Regions from separate parts of the Homo sapiens genome. Here region 1 is linked to region 2. The links are chromatin loops, found by intact Hi-C in ENCODE. Cell type or tissue: K562. All regions are shown on one strand. Links, peaks and the distances in the headings refer to the core of each region. The heading gives the core; the rest is flanking DNA. Region 1 overlaps LINC02506 (long intergenic non-protein coding RNA 2506). Region 2 overlaps LINC02506 (long intergenic non-protein coding RNA 2506).

Region 1 (2,931 bases), core at 258-2,757, 100 kb before region 2:
AAATATTTTTATTAATAACATAAATGTTTTATATAATTGTAGAAATTCAGAAAAGGAAAATAAAATAATCTAGTTAAGATAATGCCTGCATAAGATAGAGTGAAGACAATGGGAAGAAAACTCGAGATGCGCTGAGCATTTTCTCTGGGAAAGGTAGTATGCTGCTGTGATTTAACTCTGAAAAATTCAATTTCATGGGTAAATTATATTCTTTTATGGATTAAGGAAACTATAATCTGGTCACCCAATGTCAAAAGCTAGTTAGCTGCTGAAGATATTACCTAACAGTTCTGACACTGATACTTTAAAGATGCCACAAATTCTTTTCTATGCCTCTTATTGGGAGGCGAAGTCCATTTCCTTTCACCATGAATCTGGTTTCCATGATTTTTTTTTAACCAGTGAAAGTGATGCTTTGCCAGTGTTTAGGCCCTGATTACAAGAGCTACTACTATTCCCTGCTCTTGAAATACTTACTCTTGGAAAGCTGAACATCAACTTAACCAGGTTTCCTGCCAGAGAAAACATTTAGAGAGGCCCTGAGACCTAAAGGAAGATGCACCTATCTGATACCAGCTTTCTTACTCTCTCTTCAAGTTTACAGGCATGTGTGTGGAGCTGTCTCAGAGCCTACAGAGTAGCCTAGTCTTTAGCCACATATCGCGGTGACACAGTCAACACCAAATGCACAGAAGAATCACTCAGCTGAGCTCTGCCTGAATTCCTGGCTCCCCAAATTATGAGCTACAAAACATAGCTGTTTTAAATCGCTACATTTTGAGAAGTTTGTTAAGCAAGAATAGATAAGTAGAGCAGAGACAAACACCAACATCCATATTCATTCCAAGATAAAATTCTGCTACCTGTGGAAGAACAGAAGTATTATCATTTTTTCTGATAATAATAATTCAAAAATTGAAAGAAATTGTTGGCATTTGTAAAATGAGAACAAGGTGGAAATAATGAGTTATAAATTCCACAAAATGCAAAAATATAAAATAAAATTAAAGGGGGCTATTTCAACCTAAGTGTACACTCTTTGGGTGATGGGTGGACTAAAATATCAGAAATCACCACTAAAGAATTTATCCTGGTAACCAAAAACCACCTGTTCCCCAAGAACCCACTGAAATAAAAAATATATAAAATAATAATAAAAAAGAAAATATATTTTTCTTAAAAAGTGCTATTAAACATACATAGAGCCAGAAAATGAAAATGCACATATTCTATGTAGTTTGTGAGTGATATAGCTAGAGTGATAAAGCTATAGACATTCAAGTACGAGTTAAATAATTTTGAAGCAACATAAAGGTAAACAATTGTACTATTCTAAGAGAACACAGATTTTAGATACATATTACTATCTTGATTTCTCTCATGGAATACAGAATATTAGGTCATCTTTAACTGTTTATTGGGAAAGACTAGAAATTAAGATACATAACTAACACTTTGCCTTAAAGATAGCTAGCTCACAGTCTGTCTCCAGGCTCCTCCCACTCATATCTAGTGCACACAGCTCTCCAGGCTCCTCTCACTCATATCTAGTGCACACAGCTTCTAAATAAGTCTCCCCAAAGGTCAGATCTGATCATATCATAGTTCTGCAAAAACCTATGATTCTTCGTCGGCCATAGAAAAAGAAGATGTATTGTTGTCCTATGGTATTTTTGTATCCATAATTTTCCTCCTTTATCTGTTCTAAAACAAATGTATCTATACTCTAAATGAAATTCTTTTCTTTTCCCCCTTGTCCATTGACATATAAACACACATAAACACATGTACAATATGCAATGTTGTTAGAATAGGGACATAATATCCACAGTCATAATTCCCATTCAAAACATTGTTTTTAATTAAAATGGGAAACACCCAGCATTGCCTGGTTTTTAGGAATAATCGAATCCTGCTTAGTCATTGTGGCGACCTCTCACCTTGGCAGCAGAGGGAATGTCTTTACTAAATCCCGGTTCTACCTGACAGAAGGAACTAACTTGTCCATGTATTTCACGGCCCCAGTTTTGGGAGATTCTTCCTTGACTGTGATGTTGCATGGCTAAATCCAAAGCAATATGTGGGAAGTATTGTGCAGCTCCTCTGGGATTTGAAGAACTTTTATAGCCCACTTCTTGATGGTACAAGTTTGGTTGTCTGATAATTTTTCTAGAAGTTAAACTGTCACAATCAAAAACTTTTTAAGCTCAGATTCATGGTTTCCTTGGCAATGCTGTTTCCAATAAATGTCAGAAGTATATTAAACTGTTTTCTTTCTGTCTGTTCCATGTGTCTTGATATTGTTTTTAACTCTGCTTTATTTCTTCACTTTCTTGGCTTCCTGGTTCACTTTCTCAATTTAATACTTTCTGCCTTGAACGTATCTGAAACAATAGGCTCATATAGGAAGACAATATCCTTATTTGAATTACTGAGGCAAAATATAGAAGCTTTAGGAAGAGGGAACAAAATAAGGGAGAAGAGGCACTAAATAAATAATTAAAATACACATTTATTTTGAAATTATAAGGTCAATAAATATTTGTTAAATGACAGGTTGATTGAATGCTCCTGAAAAATGGGAAAGCATTTGAAAAATGGGAAAACATTAGATAAGCACAGTCAGACTTGTTAAATGAGTGAACTTCAACTCAAGAATCCATTATGTAGTCTAGAAATTTATCACCTATCGGAGTGAAAAATATTTAAGGATATGCAAGAAATCCAAAGAGTGTACCTTCAATTCAAACTATCTTAGGAAAACATTTTTAAAATACATTTAACAAATATATAATAAAGCTAAACTCAGAGAAAGATAACTCGGGTTTAAAAAAAAGTAAAAAAAGCAACTGCCAACAATAAATAAATCTTTATTTACTAGTTGCTATGGAGTGAATGTTTATATTTTTCCAAAATTCATATGCTGACAAC
Region 2 (2,931 bases), core at 119-2,618:
GGATCTCCTGACCTCGTGATCCATCCGCCTCCGCCTCCCAAAGTGCTGGGATTACAGGCGTGAGCCACCACGCCTGGCCAAAATGATGATTTTTTAAGTTACTGAACCCAGTTATACTAACTGAAGCCTATAATTATGAGGCAGTATATTTCTTTTCACTTTATCTCTTTGAACTAATTTGCAAGTGAGAGTCACTTAATTGATGCTCTAAAGTTAGCCATAAAAGAAAACAAACAAAACTAAAAAACATGACAAACTACAGTTATTAAGTGTGGGTTAGTGGCTATCAATATATTTCTCTAAATAAAGATAATTTTCTAAATAAATGACAAAGTTTAAATATATATTTACTCTTTCAAAAGTATTTATTCAGCCCCAATGTAGGCTCATCAGTTAACAAAACCGGTAAAAACTCAGACTGCAGGAGCTTGGTTTCCTTTAAGTCAATTTAGTGCCAAATGTTTTCCTTTTTTTTCCTTTCTTTTTTTTCCTCTTCAGTCTGCCACATACTTATTAACAAATAGATCTTACAGGAATATAAGACATGTGAGAATTATGATCTATTTGCCCAGAAGACCCAAAGACTCATTTACATAATGGGGGTTTGCTTGGGGAGGCACAATTAATGTGCCCCCAGCTCAGGGTTATCTCTAGTATTGATTCATGGCAACTTTCTCAACTAGAAACTCCTAATTTGGGTTTGAGGTATTGCTTTTCTTAGAGTCTGGTCTACTCTTGTCATCTAGGGCAGAGTCACCTATCTAATTGTCTGCTAGATATCTCCAGCTGAGGCAGGAGTTGGATCTGGAGGCGGAGAACATAAGGCCAATTCACGCTGACTTCTTAAACTAAATCAAATGGAAACACTTCAGCTATGACAGGAAAGATCCTCTCCATTTACATATGGCGTACACCAAGTAAATGACTTTTTAACTTTACTTTATCCTCTTCATTTACATAGCGCGTACACCAAGTAACCAATGGAAATCTCTAGAGGGTATTTAAACCCAAGAAAATTCTGTAACCTGACTCCTGAGCCCTTTATGCTCACGCCCGCTCCCACCCTGTGGAGTGTAATTTAATTTTCAGTAAATCTCTGTTTTTGCTGCTTCATTCTTTCCTTGCTTTGTTTCTGTGTTAGGTCCAGTTCCTTGTTCAAGACACCAAGAACCTGGACAACCTCCACTGGTAACACAGCTAAATTTTTCATAAACATCTGACTAAAGTTCTAACATTTTCTTTTCACATGCAGTCAAAAATTTCATCTATTAGGAGGGATGAAGAGAACGCATCAAAACCCTGCTATATTGCTTGTAAGTCTGAATTGCTAAGGCAGCATCTAGTAGCAAAAATTAAAGGAAAAAAATAAGGACAGAAGTACAGGGCTGTTGAAGTTGGGATGCACCCATTTATACATGTTCTTTTCTTCTATAACTGTTCCTCTTCCATCATGTGAAATACTATTCTAGAGACACTGGATGAAATTTATAGTTTAATTTTTATTGTGAGAAGAATTATGTCCAGAATGCAATCCGCAGCGTGATTAGTATAGGTATCAATTGTCACTGGTTTCTTGTATCGGTTAGTTTTCCGTATAGCCTTTAAATGTAGTAATATGTTTCCCATATTCAAATTAGGAATGGGGATCCAGAAAAGTAGAAAATAAAAATAATTGCATTTGATGGATCAGTAGAAATAGTCTTTGATATTTCTTCTTATAACAGTTCTATGAAAATAGCATTAAAAGTGAACACAGCAGCCCTAAAATAAACTTAGCAGATGACCTTCTGGGTTGGATTTTACAGTATCTTGTATGGATTGTTGCCTCTGAAAGTGTAATGAGAGGGCCAGAAAGAGAAATAATCTCTTTCATATTTTTTATCAAAATTAAGCATCTTGTAGCTATCCTCCAATCTTCTTCCGATTTGACAAAAATAAAAAATTATTAGGTTAGTTGGGGCAACTCAGATGAGAAGCAGAACGTTCTTATTCTGCTTATAACCTTTTCAACCACAAAATTTATTTATTTTTTTGCTTCCTTTCTTTCTTATTTTTTTAACAGCATTGAAATATTGAGAGAAGGGAGTTTAAAAAGATCAACTAAGAAGACTAAAACAAATGTTTGTATTGTTAATGACGTTTTTCACTTGTATAAATTTTAGAACTTTCTACCTCTATGCCAAATTTATTATTTTTACAAATGTGAATTACATGTAAAAACAAACTAGGCAATTTGAGAATTAACATGAATGGAGACATAGAGTGCTAATTGTAAGGAAATAATGATTTTTCTGTTAGCTCATGTGAACAACAAAGTGAAAACAATAAACTACTTTAAATATATTGAAATCCTAGTAATCTTAAAATGATAATGATAGAGGAATATTTTGAAAATTGGTTTTGGCATAAAGTAGCACTGATATTTGGTATTATTTTAGCAAATAGATTTAAATTCTATTTAAATAAAATAAAATTATTTTATTTAAATAAATTAAATTCTATTTAATAAAATTAAATTGTTCATTTGATTTAATGAACAATGTGGTTATTAAAAGGAAAGGATTTGAGAATAAGTTTTTTTCTCTAAAACCTTACAGTTTGTTTGAGCTGGTATCCCCCCAAAATTCTACCTTCAGTTGCCTTAGCATTTCCATCTCTAAATTCAAAGTTAAAACAAAATATAAAAATATTATATTTTCTCAATATTTCAAGCCCTGTCATATCACTTATGGCATATTACTTAATGATAAATAGTATCATAAATGAAATTGCATGCTATAAAATATCATAACAGAATAAATAAAACAGAACTCGGTGGGTTCATTTTATTTTCCTTGATCCATTAACCAAGCATTGCTATTATCTTCAGTGGCAGAAATGGCTGACAACAAAAGGCTTGCATTTTCTGCTGCTGAGCTGAAAACACAGATT

Evidence for each region. Hi-C counts contacts between places; a loop is a spot of excess contacts. Peaks named below come from ENCODE experiments on the same cell type or tissue, not always from the same donor. Only the 100,000 strongest peaks of a DNase experiment are listed, where the experiment ranks them.
Region 1: a loop joins it to region 2, with 2.2 times the contacts of the local background. A loop is called at or near these places in 1 of 110 quality-filtered maps.

The regions. Positions count from the first base shown.
Region 1 is chr4:32,000,661-32,003,591 of GRCh38, forward strand. The region is part of intron 1 of LINC02506 (long intergenic non-protein coding RNA 2506); the gene reads left to right. Among named protein-coding and RNA genes, the nearest start is that of LINC02506, 4.7 kb to the left of the region's middle. In K562, for the core only: no CTCF peak of the experiment used is centred there; a DNase peak (open chromatin) is centred at 1,551; H3K4me3 peaks cover 803 bases.
Region 2 is chr4:32,103,603-32,106,533 of GRCh38, forward strand. The region is part of intron 1 of LINC02506 (long intergenic non-protein coding RNA 2506); the gene reads left to right. Among named protein-coding and RNA genes, the nearest start is that of LINC02506, 110 kb to the left of the region's middle. In K562, for the core only: no CTCF peak of the experiment used is centred there; no DNase peak of the experiment used is centred there.